Linked DNA regions of Homo sapiens: region 2 is linked to region 1. Evidence: read pairs that join two places in POLR2A ChIA-PET (ENCODE). Cell type or tissue: CD4-positive, alpha-beta T cell. All regions are shown on one strand. Each heading gives the region's core, and the rest is flanking DNA. Links, peaks and the distances in the headings are about the cores only.

Evidence for each region. ChIA-PET counts read pairs that join two places held together with the same protein. Peaks named below come from ENCODE experiments on the same cell type or tissue, not always from the same donor. Only the 100,000 strongest peaks of a DNase experiment are listed, where the experiment ranks them.
Region 2: POLR2A ChIA-PET joins it to region 1 with 25 read pairs; 13 of 35 experiments call an interaction of 5 or more read pairs at or near these places.

What each region holds. Positions count from the first base shown.
Region 1 is chr6:35,597,532-35,608,062 of GRCh38, forward strand. All of the region lies in intron 5 of FKBP5 (FKBP prolyl isomerase 5), which reads right to left. It also overlaps the pseudogene RPL36P9. Among named protein-coding and RNA genes, the nearest start is that of LINC03135, 59 kb to the left of the region's middle. RefSeq lists an enhancer at 3,661-4,166 and a silencer at 4,841-5,135. In CD4-positive, alpha-beta T cell, for the core only: no CTCF peak of the experiment used is centred there; DNase peaks (open chromatin) are centred at 3,250, 3,940, 4,460 and 5,170; H3K4me3 peaks cover 3,190 bases; H3K27ac peaks cover 6,844 bases.
Region 2 is chr6:35,679,819-35,691,751 of GRCh38, forward strand. It overlaps FKBP5 (FKBP prolyl isomerase 5), which reads right to left and starts at 9,097. Exons shown (of 11, transcript NM_004117.4): 1 at 8,986-9,097. RefSeq lists silencers at 3,440-3,640, 8,477-9,326 and enhancers at 8,037-8,106, 8,127-8,216. In CD4-positive, alpha-beta T cell, for the core only: no CTCF peak of the experiment used is centred there; DNase peaks (open chromatin) are centred at 4,893, 8,263, 9,223 and 11,403; H3K4me3 peaks cover 2,942 bases; H3K27ac peaks cover 1,195 bases.

The DNA.
Region 1 (10,531 bases), core at 1-8,000:
CACACAGTGTGTCTTGGTGAAGCTTAGTCTACCCAGTCTGAAAGTTTAGGAGCAACCATATTTCTAAATTAAACTTGTAATTACTGATATTTGTATCAATAAGACAGTTTAGTGGGTAACAAACCAGAAACACAGGTTTATTCTAAGCCTACTATGTGACAGAAGTTTCCTCACCTATAATACAAAGTCAAGAGATGCTGAATTATTTAATAAAGTTATCAAATGCCACAAATTTAATATCAAATATATAAACATCTGTAACTGCATCTTGGCTTCAGATGCTTGGGCCAAAAAGCCAACTAAATGGCTATTTCTCCAATGATATACAAAGATTAAATGAATACAGATGCTCCTTCTTCTTTAAGAGTCCTAATCTCATTCACAAATATATCTGAATAAAAATGGTAAATCCAAAGACAACAACATCAATAACTATCTTAGCTATATCCCTTACTGGAAATAATAAATGTAAAGTGTGAAAGAATCAATAGTCTACTATAACTTCACAAATCAAATTACTTAATAACCTCCCCTGAAATATTAGGAGGTCAATTTTGGGAGGCCTAATTCCCCGTTCCACCCCAATTTACCAAGCTCTTTCCCAGAGTAATTTCATATTAAAATAAGAGGCTTTTTCTCATATTTTAAGACAAAATAGAAAAAATGCATACAGATATCTATTTTTTCTTGATGAGTTAGACTTTTTTGAGACGCAGTCTTGCTCTGTCTCACCCAGGCTGGAGTGCAGTGGCGTGATATCTGCTCACTGCAGCCTCCACTTCCTGGGTTCAAACAATTCTCCTGTCTCAGCCTCCGAAGTAGCTGGGATTACAGGTGTGTGCCACCACACCCAGCTAATTTTGTTATTTTTAGTAGAGACAGGGTTTCACCATGTTGCCCAGGCTGGTCTCGAACTCCTGACCTCAGGTGATCCACCCGCCTCAGCCTCCCAAAGCGCTGGGATTACAGGTATGCGCCACCAGGTCTGGCCTAGACTCTTTATTTCTAGGAAAAACAATTCTCTGAAACTTTACAACTACTTTTAATATTAAGGGTATTCTATTTTAAGTTTTTGATGTAATAAGAAAAATGGATGGCTGGTATGACAGCATAACAGTCACCAAGCAATATGATAATTTGGATTTCATAAGAAAATCCTGACTGGGCGCGGTGCTCACGCCTGTAATCCCACACTTTGGGAGGCCGAGGCGGGTGGATCACCTGAGGTCAGGAGTTTGAGACTAGCCTGGCCAACATGGCAAAACCCCATCTTTACTAAAAATACAAAAAATAGCCAGGTGTGGTGGCACGTGCCTGTAATCCCAGCTACTTGGGCTGAGGCACAAGAATCACTTGAGCCTGGGAGGCGGAGGTTGCAGTGAACTGAGATTGCGCTACTGCACTCCAGCCTCCAGCCTGGGCAACAGAGGGAGACTCCATCTCAAAATAAATAAAAAAATAAATAAATAAAAATAAAAAAGAAAGAAAATCCTTTATTCCTACTTCTGTAACATAATAGCCTATATTCAAATCTAGAGATTTCCTAAAATGCTTCTTTTCTAACACTGGCTGATCTACTTTACTTTAGATCAACAACTTGTAGAGAGACTAAAAATCACTCGTTCTGTTATACTCATTCCATGCCCAATAAAACAACTATTACCTTCCAAATAAAAATTCAAATCTAACTTATTCTACTTTTGAACTACATGATCTCAATGAAGCTCTAAAATTCTATGATTCTATGACCTGGTAATATCACTCTCAATATCAATATAGTCCAGAAACCAGCTTCAAATCTAATTCCTGCAGTTAATAATTTAATTGAATTACCCCTAGCCCAGGCCTGAGAAATGAGAAAAACTGAAGAATGAACAGAAATGGTGTAGACACTAGGGGCCGAAATGTCCCCTGGACATTTATGCTCTAAAGCGTTCTACCCTTTTCTTCTCTTTTTTCGATTTGCTAAATCTTCTCTGTATTGTTCCAATTTTAGTATATGTGCTGCCGAAGTGAGTACTCACTACTCTTTTTTAACTCACCAGTATTAATACCATCTTGATGTGTTCCCCTTGCAGACACAGAATGGGGTCTAAGAAACTTGGGCCAAACTAGAAAGGGCCTAACTCTTGAGTCAGCTCCTCCAAACAAGGGCTAGAGTTGGAGTGGCTTGGTAGAGCTCGCATATGGCATTTTAGTTTATGTCCCACACTCATAAATGCTGATAATTCCTTCTGTTAGACTTACTTTTAGAATGCTCTAGATAAAATTAACTTGTAGCAAATTGAAAGTTCATTCTGAATTGGAAAACATTTAAAAAATAAATTCAAATTTAAACTTTTTCAAATACAGTCACGCTTCACTTAAGGATGGGGATACATTCTGAGAGATGTGTCATCAGGTATTCTCATCACTGTGGGAACATCTTAGAATGTTCTTACACAAATCTAGATGGAACAGCCTACTATAACCTCGGCTAAGTGGTATAGCATATTGCTCCTAGGCTATAAATCTGTATAGCATGTTATTGTACTGAATATTGTAGGCAACTGTAACACAATGGTAAGTACTTGTGTATCTAAACATTGAGAAGGTAAAGATATGGAATTATAATCTCACGGGACCACTGTCCTATGTGCAATCTGCTGTTAAACAAAATGTTATGCAGCATATGACTGTACATGCATACTAGAGAGGTTCTACAGGGAGTCTGAGGCTTAAGATATTTTTACTGAATTCGCTGAGGGTGGTGACGCACACCTATAAGTCCCAGCTACTCGAGAGGCTGAGGTGGGAGGATTGCTTGAACCTAGGAGTTCCAGGCTGCAGTGAGTTGTTATTGCGGCACTGTAATCTAGCCTGGGTGACAGAGTGAGACCGTCTCAAAAAAAAAAAGATATTTTTACTGGAGTAAAAATTGATATTTCTAAGGAGGTTAAGAGTTCTAAAAAGTTTGCATTTCTAAATATTTAAAACTCTGCCCAAGAAATTTAGACTAATAACACTTTTCATAAAAAAAAAAAAGATTTGCTGAGCAAAGTAAATTTCTCATGTATTGTGGAATGTCTCAAGTATAGAGATTTATTGTCCTAGTAGCTCACAACTTAGTTAACAGATTTTTTTTGTCTGAAGTTTATTGTTGGAAGTATCATCTTCCTCCCTTAAGGAGAGTACATTTAGTGGGGGAGGAAATTATCAGTACATTTGTTGTGGCTTTTGGTTGATCAAGTTTGAATGTTTTCAAAACAGGAAATCCAGAGACTCTGCAAGGATTCCTGCCTGTGCGTTAGTTTCCTAGGCTGTTTTTCAGCTTGATGTATGTACTTGATATTAAAATTAAATGAGTAATTTCAGAAGTTCTCTTTAGATGTGATAACCCATCATTAGTGAGGGAAAAAGATTGGCTACTAATAAACATGTTGGGAAAGATAAATGAAGTAACCATGCCAAAAAAAAGTCAAACTGTAACAAAGGCATAATTAAGAAAGCAAAACATTCATTGTAGCTAGTCTTCTCAGAGAGACAATAAATGACAGAACTAGTGTCTGATGCTGTAATAGGACAGTAAACATTTGTGATAGCTCTTATAAATATTTTCTACTTTACATGTGGACTAATCTTTTTTTTCCTGGTAAATCTAACCCTTCACAATTGGACCCTGCAGTACTATAAAATCTTAAACGGATATACATCCAGACATATACACCCCAGTTTATATAAAAAACCAAAACCATCGCCTTGTAATACTGACAACATTCGGAATGTCAGAGTAAAAGGAGGTATCACAGCCTCATGGTGAATACAGCCCATTGATTCTCTACATCTACAAGTAGCAAAGGGCATTGCTGGGTTAACTGGTTTCTAAACTTGGAACACTGATGTGAAAAGTTCTACGAGACTGCTGACAAGAACTCACACACCACTTGGAGCCACGGAAAGACTGCTGATTGCCACAGTAGGGGCCCTGATTGCAGTAACAGATGCAGATGAGCCTAGCTCCTATAGCTCCACTTATTCTTTTTAATGTTATCTTAAAAATTCCTACCAAAACAAAACAGAACAAAAACCATGGCAGCTCTGGCTGTGGAAGCCCTGTGGTTGCTTTTTGACCTGGCATCTTTTAGTGCAAATACTAACTTAATAAATATTTAATAATAACCATCGTGACTCACTGGGAGTGCAGCCTGTAGGGCTCAGGAGGTCTGTTGCTAATCCCAACCAGCATGATTTACGGGAAGTAAATCATCTATGACATGCCCAAAGAGAATAAAAGTACATACAGGATGCTTCTACTTAGGGCTTTTTTGGTAGAGAAAGAAATAAACAAGTTAAAAAGAGACAACATTTTTTTCTTGACTTAAAGACTATGTAACTTAAAGGGGGAGGGAGGTCCTCCAAATCCCCACAAAGTCAAACCAAACCAAATTACCCAAGCTTAGCTGCGCAATCGGAGTGTAACCACATCAAGCGAGCTGCAAAACATCACTTAAACTGGAGCTCTGACTTATTGTTCTCTTACTGCCCTAGAGCAATTTTGTTTTGAAGAGCACAGAACACCCTGTTCTGAATGTGGCTGGCACATGAACTCGATGTGCTGACAGCAATTTGTACTCCGATTAAAATAGGGGGGAAAAAAGGAAAGAGAGTGCACAGCAGTAACAAAAATGAAATGCAAGAACCCCTAAACCATGCAATTTGTATTTTAGGAAGCAAAACTGAGAAAGAGGCTCCATAACTTAAAAAACAAAAAACAAAAAGCTGTAAATGCTCCAGCCTAAAGACATTAGCTCTGGTAAGTGTCTATTTTTCCCTTTTCTAATTATAGTAGTTGGTGTCTGATAGCTTTGCACTCATTCTCAAAACAATTACTGGGTCATGAGGATCTGAATGGGAATGTTGTAATGGCATTACTACTCGACAAGACTGGTTATCTGGCCAGAGAAAACCAGGTTGTGACAGGTTACTCCCACTGAGCAAGAGTTTTCTCTGTTGCCTAATTCATGCCAAGTGAGCTTCTTTCTGCCTGTGTCTCCTGCCTAATAGAGCACAGTATCCAAGAGAGTAGGATCTTAATAACCCCCTGAAAAAGCAAGCAGAGATGGCTTTCTAAAAGCAGGAGAACAAGAGAAATACTTCCAACACGCATGGTGGTCAGATTTCCCCTAAGCTGTCCGCCTTCCTCCTCTGCACTGTTTTGTACTACTTAGGATGAACACACACCACTGTAAGATTGCTTACAGAACTGACGGACAGATGCTAACAGGCGTGGAACCTGGCTCCTGGAACTGAATAACATTTATGCAAATGATTTCTTTTGGTTGATCAAGTTTGAATGTTTTCAAAACAGGAAATCTAAACAAGAAGTATACACCCAGCAACAAATTCTCCATGAACACCAACCCTTACCAGTCTTCCCTTCACACCACTATAGCACTTGAGTTAGACCTGGATTCCAGTCCCATTCTGCCACTTCAATTATGACTTTGGGCAAGGTAATTAAAGTGATCTGAAGCTCAGTTTCTTCACTGATAGAATGTGGATAATACACTAGCTAAATGATAATTGTTGAGAGGATTAAATTAGATACTGAATTAGAGCTTTTAATCTAGCACCTGATATTCATTCATTCATTCATTCATATGTCAGGGTGTCTATCATGTGAAAATGCTGTTGTTAAGTGTGGATATACAGAGACAAACTAAAGGAATGTTAGCTATAATTATTTTCCTGTGCCTAGTGGTAAATTATACCAGATTAAACATGTTTTAGAGCTCTGTGTAAGAAAACATTTACTGGTTCAACACAGAAAGCTGTCAAAGTATGAATAAAATTCTTAGTAGGCAAAGGCAGTATCTTGTACTTCTTTTGTGCCTCACAGTACCCAGCACAGAGTTCAGGGCCAGCAAGTAAATATTTATTTAATGACTAATCTTAAAATAGGGCATTAAGGACAGGGTGGTAATTTTCACTAATTTATACAAATTTTCCTTTTTGAATCTATTAGTATTCCTATTTTAATAAATTCTAGGAAGCTATACAAATTTTATATTGATATGGAAACTTTGTTTTTTAATACTATTCTAAAATAAATGGCCAATTGGCTGGAATTTTTTTTTTTTTTGTAACAACAACAACAGCAGCAGCAGCAACAAAAGACTGTTTTCTTTCTTTTTTTGAGACAGAGTCTCGTTCTGTTGCCCAGGCTGGAGTGTAGTGGCGTGATCTTGCCTCACTACAACCTTCACTTACTGCAACCATCTGCCTCCCGAGTTCAAGGACTTCTTGTGCCTCAGACTCCCAAGTAGCTGGGACTACAGGCCCGCACCACCATGCCCAGCTAATTTTTGTGTTTTTAGTAGAGATGGGGTTTCGCCATGTTGGCCAGGCTGGTCTTGAACTCCCGACCTCAAGTGATCCTCCAGCCTTGGCCTCCCAGAGTGCTGGGATTACAGGTGTGAGCCACCGTGCCCGGCCTCTTTATTGTTTTTGTTTTGAGTTGGGGGTCTCACTTTGTTGCCCAGCCTGGAGTGCAGTGGTGTGATCATGGCTCACTGCAGCCTCACACTCCTGGACTCAAGCTACTCTCCTTCCTCAGCCTCCCTAGTAGCTGGGACTACAGGCACACACCACCACGCCTGGCTATTTTGTTGTTGTTGTTGTTAAGAATGGGGTCTCACCATGTTGCCAGGCTGGTCTTGTACTCCTGGCCTCAAGCAACCCTCCCACCTTGGCTTCCCGAAGTGTTGGGATTACAAGCGTGAGCCACCATGGCTGGCCAGAAAGACTTATTTTCTACTATGATTTTATTCTACCTGAAGACTTGAAGATAACTTTTTGGAAGAAAGAAATTATATAAATCCAAAATATTTGAAAGAATAAACACTGGCCACTTTAGACCAAGTACCATATTACATTATTTTGTGAAAACATATAATAAAATGGTTTCAAGAATTTGCTCCTATTCCTAGACTTATATCCCAGGACATTCATAAATACTTCAAAAGCATATGAAAAACAAAAATGTAAAGTCTCACAGCTCCATCAGATCTCAATATGGGCAGACGTAATCTTTCCTCTATTTTCAATTTTTGGTACCTTTTTGATTTTAGTGTTTCATTTATAAAGAACACATAGCTAGATACTGTTGTTGTTCTCACTTTATGAGACCTTTTGCCTTTAATAGGTGACTTTATCCCATTCATATTTTTTGTAATCACTGATATGAGTGGTTTTATTCTTGTCTTTGGTTTTCTACACAGTGTTTTCTTTTTTTTTTTGAGATGGAGTCTCGCTCTGTTGCCCAGGCTGGAGTGCAGTGGTGTGATCTCGGCTCACTACAACCTCCACCTCCCGGGTTCACGCCATTCTCCTGCCTCCCAAGTAGCTGGGACTACAGGCGCCCGCCACCATGCCCAGCTAATTTTTTGTATTTTTAGTAGAGATGGGGTTTCACCATGTTAGCCAGGATGGTCTCGATTCCTGACCTCGTGATCCACGTGCCTCGGCCTCCCAAAGTGCTGGGATTACAGGCGTGAGCCACCGTGCCCGGCCCGTGTTTTCTTATTTTTTAAAACAATTTTTGCTCAATTGATGAAGTTTTCCTTGTTCCTCTATTTCCCCACTCCACATGGGGTGATTTGGAAATTCTACATGCTATTCTTACTAGTACTTTCCATTAAAGTCTGAACAAATCATTTAAAGATATATATATATACCTCTTTATCAATGTTCAGAATCAATCAGCATAAAGCATTCAATAAAATCCAACATCCCTTCATTATAAAAAACCCTCAATAAACTAAGCATCAAAGGAACATACTTCAAAATAATAAGAGCCACCTATGACAATATCTTTTTTTTTTTTTTTTTTTTTTTTTTTTTTGAGACAAGGTCTTATTCCATTGCCCAGGCTGGAGTGCAGTGGTGCAACCATAACTCACCGAAGCCTGTATCACCCAGGCTCAAGTGATCCTCCTGCATCAGCCTCCCAAGTAAGCTGGGACTACAGGTGCATGCCACTATGTGTGGCTAATTTTTTTTATTTTTAGTAGAGACAAGGTTTCACTATGCTGCCCAGGCTGGTCTTGAACTCCTAGGCTCATGCAATCCTCCTGCCTCGGCCTTCCAAAGTCTTGGGATTACAGGTGTGAACCACTGCACCCAGCCGTCAATATCATACTGAACGGGCAAAAGTTGGAAGCATTCCGCCTAAGAACTGGAAAAAAACAGGGTGTCCACTCTTAACAACTCCTATTCAGCATGGTACTGAGCCACAGCAATCAGTATGCGGCAAGTCCTAGCCTGAGCAATCAGGCAAGAGAAAGAAATAAAAGGCATCCAAATAGGAAACCAGACGTCTACCTCTCACCATATACAAAAACAAACTCAAGATGGATTAAAGGCTTAAATGTAAGGCCTGAAACTATATAAATCCTAGAAGAAAAGCTAGAAAATACTCTTCTGGACATTGCCTAGGCAAATAATTTATGATTAAGTCCCCAAAATCAAATGCAACAAAAAGAAAAACTGACAGTTGGGACCTAATTAAAGAGCTTCAGCACAGCAAAATAAGCTATCAACGAAGCAGATGGACAAACTACAGAATGGGAGAAAACATTTGCAAATTATGCATCTGACAAAGGACTAATATCCAGAAAAGAACTTAAACAAATCAACAAGAAAAAAGCAAATAGCCCCATTAAAAAGTAGGCAAAGGACACGAAGAAGCAGCCAACGAACATGAAAAAATGCCGAACATCACTAATCATCAGAGAAATGCAAATCAAAACCACAATGAGATACCATCTCACAACTGAGTCAGAATGACTATTAATAAAAAGTCAAGGCCGGGCGCTGTGACTCATGCCTTTAATCCCAGCACTTTGGGAGGCCGAGGCAGGCAGATCATGAGGTCAGGAGATCGAGACCATCCTGTCTAACACGGTGAAACCCCGTCTCCACTAAAAATATTTTAAAAAATTAGCCGGGCGTGGTGGTGGGCGCCTGTAGTCCCAGCTACTCGGGAGGCTGAGGCAGGAGAATGGCGTGAACCTGGGAGGCGGGAGTTGCAGTGAGCCAAGATCGCGCCACTGCACTCCAGCCTGGGCAACAGAATGAGACTCCGTCTCAAAAAAAAAAAAAAAAAAAAAAAAAAAAAAAAAAAAAGTCAAAAAAGAACAGATGTTGGCAAGGTTGTGGAGAAAAGGGAATGCTTAAACAGTGTTGATGAGAATGGAAATTAGTTCAGCTCCTGTGGAAAGCAGTTTTGGAAATTTCTCGAAGAACTAAAAATCAAAGTACCATTTGACCCAGCAATCCCATTACTGGGTATACAACCAAAGGAAAATAAATCGTTCTATCAGAAAGATAGCTGGCATTTACACTGACATGTTTACTGCAGCATTGTTTGTGTGTTTGTTTGTTTTTTGAGACAGAGTCTCACTCTGTTGCCCAGGCTGGACTGCAGTGGCAGAATCTCAGCTGACTACAACCTCCACCTCCCAGGTTCAAGCAATTCTGCCTCAGCCTCCCAAGTAGCTGGGACTACAGGCGCCCACCACCACACCCAGCTAATTTTTGTATTTTTAGTAGAGGCAGGGTTTCACCATGTTGGCCAGGCTGGTCTTGAACTCCTGACCTCAAATGATCCACCCACCTCAGCCTCCCAAAGTGCTAGGATTACAGGCATGTGCCACCACGCCCAGCCTGTTTTGTTTTGAGACAGGGTCTCGCTTTGTTGCCCAGGTTAGACTGCAGTGGTATAAATGTGACTCAAATGATCCTCCCACTACAGCCTCCTGAGTAGCCGGCACTACAGGCATGCACCACCATGCTTGGCCTTTTTTTTTTTTCTGTAGAAATGGGGTCTTACTATGTTGCCCAGTTTGGTCTTAAACTCCTGGGCTCAAGTGACCATCCCACCTTGGCCTCCCAAAGTGCTGGGATTACAGGCATGAGCCACACACAGCACTTACTCTTAAGCACAGTTATATTCTTAATAGCAAAGACACGGAGTCAACCTAGGTGTCCATCAATGGTGGATTGGATAAAAATGTGGGCTTCCTTCTGCCACGGCCACCATTGGAGAGCAGCGGCCATGGCTCTGTGCTGCCCTATGGCCATGGGCCTCAACAAGGGCCACAAGGTGACCGAGAACATGAGGACGCCCAGGCACAGCCGCTGCTGCAGGCACCTGACCAAATATACCAAGTTCGTGCCGGACATGATCTGAGAGCTGTGTGGCTTCACCCCATACGAGCGGTGCACCATGGAGTTACTGAAGGTCTCCAAGGACAAATGGGCCCTCAAGTTCATCAAGACAAGGGTGGGGATGCACCAAGAGGAAGCAGGAGGAGCTGAGCAATGTCCTGGCCACCATGACAAAAGCCGCTGCCAAGGACTGAGCACTCTGCCCTGCCCTCTCTCCGAAATAAAGAATAGCTTGACAGACTTGAAATAAAAAAAAAAAAAGAAAATGTGGTACATATATACCATGAAATACTATGCAGCCATAAAAAAGAATGAAAGGATG
Region 2 (11,933 bases), core at 3,934-11,933, 86 kb after region 1:
ATTACTCAGGTAACAGATGCACTAAAATCTCAGAATTCACCATGATATAATTCATCCATGTAACCAAAAACCACTTGTACTCCAAAGCTATTGAAATAAAAATATATTAAATTTAAAAACTTATAAATAAAAATATATAGGTCATATAACTTTATTATTTTCATGAGTAAAGGCAAAATAAATGTTTATGTTGAATATCAATGATTAATTTGTTGAAGCATCTGGTTAGCCCTCCAGTTACTTCAAACATCTTCTACTCGACTATATGACCAAATAAAACAACTTTCTGATGTAGATGGAAAAAAAAAAAAGATTTAAAAAAATGAACCAGGCCAGGCACAGTGGCTTATACCTGCAGTCCTAACACTTTGGGAGGCCAAGGTGGGAGGATCACTTGAGGCCAGGAGTTCAAGACCAGCCTGAGCAACACAGCAAGACTCTGTCTCTACAATTTTTCTTTAATTAGCCAGACATGGTGGTGCACGCCTATAGTCCCAGCCACTCAGGAAACTGAGGCAGGAGAATCATTTGAGCCCAGGAGTTCCAGGCTGCAGTGAGCTATGATCGCACTACTGCACTCCAGACTGGGCAACAGAATTAGACCCTGTTTCAAAAGAAAAAACAAAAAGAACCAATATCCATTAATTATGCCTAATACTAAATTGTAATGAACACATACTAAAAATTACATAAAATAAGTAGTAGAATTGGAAAGTTGAATTTTTTTAGCCATTATTGTTTAAGCTATGATTTAAATTGATTTAATCTAAATCAAATCACACTATTGAGGCTGTGGAAACATTAAATCTAGTAGACAGTGACAGATTTACCACTTACCAATGATCAAGAATAGTTTAGTTTACAAACACCAATGTCTTTCCTGCCTATGAAAAATAGCACCACCCAAAAACAACAACCAGATTTGTATGCCTCCTCTTCTTTGGCTAAGTTCTAGGATAGTAAAAACTGTTCATGTCTTTGCAACAGCTAGCACATTGTAGGTATACAACTCTTTTAACAGAAACAGTCACAACTTCCAATTCCCAGAAAGCTATTGCTAGGTTTCAGTCACATTCCCTAGGTGACATGTGTAGGATAACAAAATAAAGCAGGTTTGCCTTGTAGGCAGTTCTACCTTGAATCGTTTTGAGGATCCTGTTTCTTCTAACAGAAACATGTCATGAGTCTTTAGTGAAAAGCAGTATAAATACATATACATGAAGACAAAAGACAGCCAACGATTCTTTTTCTCATCATTATTAAACCACTGGTTAATTCCTAACTGAGGTATTTCATGTTTTTTAGATAACAAGATCATCCTCATTTTCAACACTTTTTTTAGCTTTCTTTCCTTTATTAAAGTAAAATTTACATACTATAAAATCTTAAGTTTGAATCAATATGTTTGAGTAAATGTATATAACAATTGGCAAAACTGGATAAAGGTATACGGAAGCTCTTTGTACTAGTCTTGCAACTTTTCTGTAAGTTAAAAATTACATGAAAACGAAGTTACCCAAAAAGTATATAACTGAATTACCATCACCCAAGTCAAGCTACAGAATATTTCCATCATGCCAGAAAGTTTCCTTGTGCTCCTTTCCAGTCAACCACAACCCCTACCCAGAGGCAACCACTGTCCTGATTTCTATCACCATACCTTAGTTTTGCCTGTTCTTGTATTTTTCATAAATGGCATCATAAACACTTATACATACTCATCTGTGCCTGGCTTCTCTTGCTATGAACAGTATTTCTGAGATTCATCTATGTTGCTATGTGAATCAGTAGTTTATTCCTACTGTGAAAAAAGCTGCTATGACCCAGTCTTTTTGTGGGCATATATACTTATTCCTCTTGGTACAATAAGATTTCACAGAAAAAAAGTTTCGCATATAAATATGCCTGGGAAATAAGGCAGTATAGATAGATACTGCTATACACACATAAAACATATAGCAACCATATATACCATTATATATAATGTAAAAAAGATATTTGATATTTATACATATGTGTAATATATGTGTAATACACACACATACATAAGCTTGAATAATTCTGATCACGCCACTGCACTCCAGTCTGGGCGATAGAGTGAGACTGTCTCAAAAAAAAGAATTTATAAAGTTCATAGTGAAAGTAAATCTAAGATGGGAAAGATGAGCATCTCAATTTTTCTAAGTTTATGTCTTAACCTAACAATAACTCAAAAGAGAAACAAGTATCTCTCCATGTAAATTACCCTGTTAGGTTTCAATGAAACACCTTTTCTCTTGTAACAAACATCTCCTCCAAGCTAGAATTTCAAAACAGTGTTACCATCCACTAGGTAATAATTTTTATGCTAGCAACAAAACCCAAAATATGTGTTCAGATTACAAGACTGTTTTTATTGTCTTGCTTTTTTAAAAAAGTTAAACATGGAAAAACTTAATTAATTAATATCTAACATGGGTAAAGAACATTCCATGCTCATTCAGAATATATTCTGATGCAGACTCAATCTCTAAGATGTTTTCTCCATTCCAAAAAGTAACCTATCGCAGCATTATGTCCATGACTGGGACATCTTGACTTTCAAATTCACTGTGCAATTTTCAGCTAACAATGGAGGAGGTTCTTTAGTTTCCAGAGATAGGAACACTGAGAACAAGTACAAATCTAACTTTTGAAAAGATCAATCTGAAATTTGCAACCCTGCTTTTGATAATGAAATGACCATTTTCTGGGGACTCCTCATTTATAACATCTTTAAATTGCCAAGTTTAAAACAGAATGCTACAAATGATTCTAGAAATTTACCACTGCCCACTTAGGATTTGCAACTACAAAAGGGAAAAAACAACCCTCTTCCAGTCTGATTTTTCTTCATCTCTTATTCTTCTTTCCAAAAAACGAACAATTTCAAAAGGATACAATTCAAATGTACTACATTTTTAAGCCAGGCATGGTGGCTTGGGCCTGGGATCCCAGCACTTTGGGAGGCTGAGACAAGAGGATTGCTTGAGCCCAGGAGTTTGTGTCGAGGCTGCAGTTAGCCACCACACTTCAGCCTCGGTGACAGAGCAAGAAACAATCTCTTTTAAAAAAAAAAAAAAAGAAAAAAAAGTATATATATATATATCCCATTTCTTTTTTAAAAAAAGGTTAAAAACATACGTCAATCTCTTTAAAATGTATGTATGTGTCTGTGTGTATATATATGTCTCTTCCAATCTTTTTCTTAAAAAAAGTATAGAAATATATATCCCAAGCTCTTTCTTTAAAAAAAAAAGTGTGTGTGTATATATATACGTATATGTGTGTGTGTGTGTGTGTGTGTGTGTGTGTGTGTGTGTGTGTGTGTGTGTGTGTGTATTTGAGACTGGGTCTTGCTCTGTCCCCCAGGCTGGAGTATGGTGGCTCACTGCAGCACTGAACTCCTGGGCTCAAGTGATTCTCTTGCTTCACCCTTCCAAAGTGCTGGGATCACAGATACAAGCTACCACACCTGGAGAACTTTATATTTTTTGTAGAAATGGGGTCTTACTATGTTGCCCAGGCTGGTCTCTAACTCCTGGGCTCAAGCAACCCTCCTGCCTTGGCTTCCCAAAGTGTTGAGGTGTTGACATTACAGGTGTGAGACATCATGCCTGGTATATATATATACTTTTTTTTTTATTGAGATGGAGTTTCACTGTGTTGCCCAGGCTGGAGTGTAGTGGTGCAATCTCAGCTCATTCCAACCTCCACCTCCCAGGTTCAAGTAATTTGCTTGCCTCAGCCTCTTGAGTAGTTGGGACTAAGGGCATGCACTGCCATGACTGGCTAATTTTTTTTTTTTTTTTTTTTTTTTTTAGTAGAGATGGGGTTTTGCCATGTTGGCCAGGCTGGTCTCCAACGCCTGACCTCCTGGCCTGGCCTATATTTTTAATCTTATAAAACATTATCAGAATTTGGACATTCCTAGGCTGGGCATGGTGGCTCACACCTGTAATCCCAGCACTTTGGGAGGTCGAGGCAGGCGGATCACCTAAGATCAGGAGTTTAAGACCAGCCTGGCCCTGGCCAACATGGCAAAACCTCGTCTCTACCAAAAATACAAAAATTAGCTGGGCGTGGTGGTGTGTACCTGTAATCCCAGCTACTCAGGAGGCTGAGGCAGGAAGAATCGCTTGAACCAATGGAGGTTGCAGTGAGCGGAGACTGTACCGCTGCACTCCAGCCTGAGCAACAGAGCAAGACCCTGTCTCAAAAAATAATAATAATAAAATAAAGAATTTGGACATTCCTTAGCTTTCACAGATGTGTGACTGTTTACTTAAAAACCCATTATTTCACTTTGAAAATACATCATTTTCATTTTTCCAGTAATTGTATCTTTTTTTTTTTTTTTAAGGCAGGGTCTCGCTCTGTTGTCCAGGCTGGAGTACAATGGCTTAATCACCGCTCACTGCAGCCTCAACCTCCCAGGCTCAAGTGATCCTCCCACCTCAGCCTCCCAAGTAGCTGGGACTACAGGTGTACTCCACCACACCTGGCTAACTTTTGTACTTTTGTAGAGAGGAGGTTTCACCATGTTTCCCAGGCTGGTCTCAAATTCCTGGGCTCAAGCAATCCACGTGCCTTGGCCTCCCAAAGTGCTGGCATTACAGGCGTGAGTCACTGCACCTCGCCACCTTTTTCTAAGAAGAAAAACAGCCTTGATTAAGCCTTGATTTTGATAACAAAAATGACAGCAACTCCAAACAACTACAATCACAATTTTCAATATCTTTTGACTGATTGTTTTAGAGAACTAAAATAAAATCTTATTCTTATTTTTTAAATGTTTTGATTCCAGACCAAGGGTAAAAAACAAATACAACAAATATATAGACCCCACACTCCCTCTGGTGGACCTTCACTTTCATTAACCAAATGTTTTCCAAGAGGCTATAAGTCGGCCTGGCACTGTGGCTCGCACTTATAATCCCAGCACTTTGGGAGGCCAAAGCAGGAGGATCACTTGAGCTCAGGAGTTGGACACCAGCCTGGGCAACATAGTGAGACCTTATCTCTACTAAAAATTAAAAGTTTTAAAAATTAGCCAGGTGTGGTGGTGTGTGCCTGTAACCCCAGCTACTTGGGAGGCTGAGGTGGGAGGATCACTTGAGACCAGGTGGTTGGGCAGGAGGATCTCTTGAGCCTGGGAAGTCTGCAGTGAGCCATGATGACACCACAGCACTCCAGCCTGGGCAATAAAGCAAGACCCCGACTCAAAAAAAAAAAGACTAGAAGTAAATACTAAATTAAGCATAAAATGTAGGTTCTCAAACTACTATAAGAAGTACAAATTATTTTGAGTAGTGGAATTTTAGTGTTCTAAATATTGTTAAAATATCCTTATTAATCTGTTAGTAACCTGCTAGTACATATGGCCCCACTGTAAATTATTTTAGCCAGTCTCATTTGGCAGTACTGTCTTTTACATAGTAAATAAACATCTCATTTGCAAATTAAATTACACTTAAGTGGTTATTGTTTTAAATCAATAGTTATGTGACATACATACCACCACCACCCAGTCGCTACTGAATGTAGATTTAATTTTCTTTATACTTTTGGGGATATGATGTCAGAATTTTAAAATGCACTAAAATGTACTGCAGAAAAATTTAGAAATATAAAATACTTAAAAAACAAAATCTACTAATCAGCTAAGTTGTAAAGTTCAAATAGTTTCAGAATTATAAAATGCAGATATTTGTTAAACATGAATTACAAAATTTAGTGTGCCAATATGTATAATATAGATTATTCTTTAGGAATTATGAAAACTTATTTTAATTAATGGTCTTTAGAGGAATTCTTCATGCCGGGTACAGCAAGCATATTACTGTTAAATAAAGCAATACTAGGCTAGGCGCGATGGCTCACGCCTGTAATACCAGCACTTTGGGAGGCTGAGGCGGGTGGATCACCTGAGGTCAGGAGTTCGAGACCAGCCTGGCCAACATGGCAAAACCCCGTCTCTACTAAAAATACAAAAATTAGCCGGACATGGTGGCGCAGGCCTGTAGTGTCAGCTACTCAGGAGGCTGAGGCAGGAGAATCGCTTGAACCCGGGAGGCAGAGGTTGCAATGAGCCGAGACTGCGCCCTTGCACTCCAGCCTGGGCAACAAGAGCAAAACGCCATCTCAAAAAAAAAAAAAAAAAAAAAAGCAAAACTAATGTCTATAATAGTGGCATTTGATCTAGCCTCAAAATTAGTTGTTTTAATGTAAGCCCTTGTTTTCTGTAGCTTCATTTATTTAAAAATACTTACTATCACCTCCAAACTCAAAAGGAGTTATACCTGAGGGTAAATGGCTTTAAAAACACTCCCAATGTTTATTGTGTGGATTTGAGAATTCAACTTATGCTTAATTTTTGAAACTGAAATTGTAGTTGATAATTTTATGATATCATCTATTACAAGTTAAAGTAGAGAAAAATCAGTAATTAAAATATCTAAAAACTAAATTTTAAAATGGGCTTTTAATTAAACCTAAAGTTAATAAAACTTTAACTTTTATAGTTAAAATACTAAAATACACATATGTAAATAAATTTATGAAATGCAACTTTATTGTATGTGGTTTATATACATACATCATCACAGAATAAGGACAATAAACAACTAATTATTAATAGTATTTTATATATTTAAGTACACTAAAGAGCAATTATATAAATGATAAAAAATAATGGAAGCTACAGTCTTATCCAGTTCCTTTCAACTATTTACATAGAATAAGCCCTCCGAACGTGAGGATGAATTATTGTTCAACCTATCCACACTAAACATCAAAAAGCCAACTTAGCTTTTAACAGCAGTAACTTCTTCTACAGGTATACAAACAGGATGTTCTTTCCTCTCCAGACTAATTCATCCTAAGCAGAGAAGCCTTTAGGAAACTAAACTGAACCCAAAATATGCATTATTTTCCAAGAATAAACAGATAACTAAAGATTTAATAAGTTGCCTAATGCAATATTTTAAGTTTTTCATTTGAACTGATTAAAAATATGTTTTAAAAAAGAAATTCACCCAAAATTCCCATAACTAAAAGAATTAAAGACTCAGAAACATACAAAGACCTCATAGCTTGTTATGGAGAAATAAAACAATAAAGACCACTATATTCTTTTTAATCTAAAATAGTCACAATTATTGGTTGAAGAGTTGATGGTTCAATGGCGAACTCTTATCAGCTATTAGCTAACTGTAATTACCTAGGCAAATAAGTAAAATGACCATTCAATGAATAATAAACTAGCATAATTAAATCAAGATTAGCAACTTTGTTCTTAACTTAAACTTAATCTCCGAAGTATAAATCTTACCTAATACAGATATCAACCAAGACACATTAGAAGAAAAAAACTGGGTAACTAAATAAAGTGTTTCTCACAAATAATGAGTATTAATAACCCTCGTTTTAAAAATGTCATTTGTATAGAATCTCTAAATTGGTCAGGGCCATAATTGCAGACTGTCAGGCAGAGGTCAGCTGGGGGAGAGACAAACAGAAAATGGTGAAGTGAAAGTATGACAATAAAAATTTCCCACCAGAATAAGAATTTTTTTCAAGTCGATTCTTGGCTTTTGATTCAAACACCAAGAGAAGCAGCTCCCTTTAGAGAATTACTTTATAATTCTCTAAAGTAAAAACCCTTATGGAGGAGGTGGATAGAATCCCAGACTATTAAAAATACTTAACCAAAATATGCTTTAACTTTTCCCTTGTCCACAATCTAACAAAATGGGAAGACAATGAAAATAAACACTCCTGTCTACACTCAGAGAGGCAAAGAAAGCTCCCATTCAGTAGTAAGCCTTATTCCACTGGAAAACATACTCCTGAAAAGTAAATCCAAAACCACGAGCTCAAACTGCTTCATGCAGAATTTACTGAACGGCGGCCAAACGCTGAACACACTGTCCTGAACCACACTGAAGGGTATCTACAATTCTGCATCTCCGCTTACAACTTGAAACTTACTACGCTTTCGCCACCACTGCAGAACCCGATTTTAGAGACTACGATGGTCCTGCCGGTTCGTTAATCGAAGAAAGCCACTCTGCACCCTGACGCTCGTAGTGTCTTTTTGGTAATACTGGTTTTTGACTCTTATACTGTGACCGGTGCACCTTTTTGGACGACCAATAAGGCGGAAGACGTTTTCACGTCCCAGAACAGAAGAGCATAAGGAGCCCTGGCACAGCGTTCAGCCGCTTCGGTATGGCCTGGGAGTGACGCGGATCACCTGTTAGACGGCGCTGCGCGGACTCCTCCACAAGCGGCCGACAGCGGCGATGCGGTTCCCCAACGCTTGTCCCGAGGCGGCAGGTGAAGGCGGGGACCGCCCGTCCACACCCGGAGCGCGGCCACCCCGCCACCATCCCCTTCACAGCCCCGCCAGGTGGGCGAATCCGCCCCGCGCCCGCGGCGTCCCGGCGCTCGGCTCGCCCTGGGGTCCGGTTGTCCCGGCGCCCGGACCCGAAAGCGAAGTTTGGCTCCCGCCCGCAGCGGTGCCGGCTGAGGGTCCGGCCGCCTGTCCGGGGAGAGCCGGGGGCCAGAGACCGGAGGCGGAGCGGGACCTGTCATCCCGGGCGGGAAACAAAAGCCCAGTGAGGACGGGCGGGCGCGACCCGCCTCGCCTCTGCCGGGAGAGGCCGGCGGGGGCGGAGAGCGGCGCCCGCGGTCACTAGTCTCCGCGCCTCCCGCGGGGAGCACCGGCCCCGCGGCCCCTGGGGCGCGGCGAGGGGCGCCGCAGTGGGGCCGAGGCCTCCCGCGCGCTCCCCTCGAGGCTTCCGGACCCCGCTCCCCCGCGACACGCGGCTCCTGGGCTGCGAAGCCGCGTGGGGGTGGGAGCTGAGGCAGCGAGTGCGACCGCGGCGGGACCTGGAAGGAGGGCGTTCGGCTCCCGGGGCGCCGCGGCCGGCCGCCCCATCTCCGTGGCCATGGCGCCGGTACCTGTCGCCGCGGGGGCTCGCCGACTCCGTCACTCTCCGCCTTGCCCGTGCTCCGCTAACCCTTCAGCCCGCCCAGCAGGCCGCCCGCGCGCCGGACACCGCCGCCCGAGACTGGCAGCGCCCGCGAGCCGGCCCGAATCCCCGGGGCAGCGCCCGGCGCCGTCCCGCCCCAGCCGGCCGCAGGACCCGCCTTCCATAGGGCCCCGGGGCTGTCAGTCCGCCCCCAAAAGGCGCGCGGGCTGTCGATCCGCCTGTCCGGATTGGTGGCCGCGCGCCGTCCATGCAAATGAGGCCCCGCCCCCATCATTTGCTCCTCCACCTCCCCACGCCAGCCCACGTGTCTGGCCCTTGCCCTTTGTGGGGGCCATAGAGAAGGGATGGTGGAAACTGACACCCCCTCACATCTCTTACCTCCCGAGAAATTAATGCCTAAGCAAGCTAGTTGACTTCCCATCTGTATCGTCTCTCTGAAGGCACTGCCCCTCCTATCTGTCCACAGGGCCTACCTAGAGGCCGGAGAGGGGCAGGCCAGGCTGTTTGTTAGGTCAGCTGGCCAGGTTAGCCCTAGGAAGCAACCCCATTAAGTCTAAGATGCCCAGTCGGGACTGGGGAAATCCCACCTCGAGAACCAATTTAGCAGATATCACCTCCCTCTGGACACCCAGTGACTGTAAAGACCATACTTTCTCTTGGCTTGCTACCTTTCAAGCAGGAGATCCCAGGAGATTAAAACAGGAAGAGGCCTTACGGCTGAGTTCGGCCAGGTGGGGTGGCTCACGCCTGTAATCCCAGCACTTTGGAAGGCCGAGGTGGGCGGACCACGAGGTCAAGAGATCGAGACCATCCTAGCCAACATGGTGAAACCCCGTCTCTACTAAAAATACAAAAATTAGCTGGGCTTGGTGGCGCGCGCCGTCCCAGCTACTCGGGAGGCTGAGGTAGGAGAATCGCTTGAACCTGGGAGGCAGAGGTTGTAGTGAGTCGAGATCACGCCACTGCACTCCAGCCTGGTGACAGAGCAAGACTCCATCTCAAAACAAAAACAAAAACAAAACGGCTGAGTTCTTCCGCCAACTCCGAAAGGTAGACTGCCAACCAGATGGCTACCTCTGAGTTACTCCCATAGAGATGCAGGAGCTGCACCTGGGCCTTAGGGAATCTCTAATCAACTCTCTCATTTTTAAGGAAACAGAAACCTGATGTCCCATAGCTAGTTACACGTGGGACCTAATAGTTACCTATGGAAACCTAATATCCCATAGCCAGATTAGAACTCATGTCTCCTGGCTCCAAACCTGCTCTCTTTGCACTATACTGCATTCAAACATTTATGAAGAGCCTCGTCCAGAAATCGCCATGCTGCCTTCAAGAGATGATGCCTGGGCGCCGGGCGCGGTGGCTTACGCCTGTAATCCCAGCACTTTGGGAGGCCGAGATGGGCGGATCACCTGAGGTCGGGAGTTCGAGACGAGCCTGACCAACATGGAGAAACCCCGTCTCTACTAAAAATAATTTTAAAAAATTAGCCGGGCATGGTGGCGCATGCCTGTAATCCCAGCTATTCAGGAGGCTGAGGCAGGAGAATTGCTTGAACAGAGGTTGCAGTGAGCCGAGATCGCACCATTGCACTCCAGCCTGGGCAACAAGAGCGAGACTCCATTCTAAAAAAAAAAAAAGGGTGATGATGTCTGCAGAAAAGACAAATAAAGCCAAGACTGAAACCGCCTCGAGGGCAGGGGTTCTGTCTCAGTCATTTGTCTGTCCTCAGTGCCTAGAAGCTTCCCTGTTTACCAGTTGCCGAGGGGAGTCACTGAAACAATGTATTTGTTCATTAACGCAGAAAAACAAAGTTGATCAAAATTCCTCTGCATACTAATACCAATTGATTAAGCATCTACTATGCTTAATAATAGCACATATTAGGCAGGGCACAGTGGTTCACACCTGTAATCCTAGCACTTTGGAAGACAGAGGTGGGCGGATCACCTGAGGTCGGGAGTTCGAGACCAGCCTGACCAACATGGAGAAACCCCATCTTTACTAAAAATACGAAATTAGCCAGGCATGGTGACGCATGCCTGTAATCCCAGCTACTCGGGAGGCTGAGGCAGAAGAATCGCTTGAACCCGGGAGGCGGAGGTTGCAGTGAGCCGAGATGGCACCATTGCACTCCAGCCTGGGCAACAAGAGCAAAACTCCATCTCAAAAAAAATAATAATAAATAAATAAAATAAAATAAAATAAAAATAACAGCACATATTAAGCTCTATGCTATCAGGGTATATATGTCCCAACCCTCAAGGGCTTCATTAGGAGACAGTGACATACACGTAACATGTCAGTTCTCCTCTTCATGTTACAGGGGTTGTGACAGATGTCTGCATAGGGCACAATGGAAGGCGCCAAGGAAAGAGGAATCAGCTCTTCCTACGAGAGGCAGGGAAGGCGTCATTGAAGAGGTCACCTGACAGTAGAGCTGAATCTTAGAAGATGAAGTAGGTGTTTGCCAGACAGAGGGGTGTGGACAAGGGGGAAAGGGACTCCCAGGCAGGAGGGGACAGCGTGAGCAAAAAGCATGCAGACCTGGAAAAGCCTAATAATTGAGGGAACAGTGAGGAGCAGTGTGGGCAAATCTGCAGAGGGCTGTGTGGACGTGTCACATGTCTGGGACCAGGCTCTTCCAGGAGGAAGACAGAAAGGCAGGGGAGGCTGCCAGGCTGTGTTGTAATACACCGCAGCAACAACAACAGGCCCTGTAGATACAGCTACACGGTTCTTTTTTTTTCTAGGCCAGAGTCTGTGGAGAACAGTCAGTTCCACAGTTCCGATGGCAGCCTTGCTAGCCCCACCCACTCTCCCAGAAAACCACTCTGATCACTGCACTTGCCTTCCTTGGCATTTGGAAACACATGTGCTTGCATTTTCCCTAAACATTACTGCCCTTCAGAA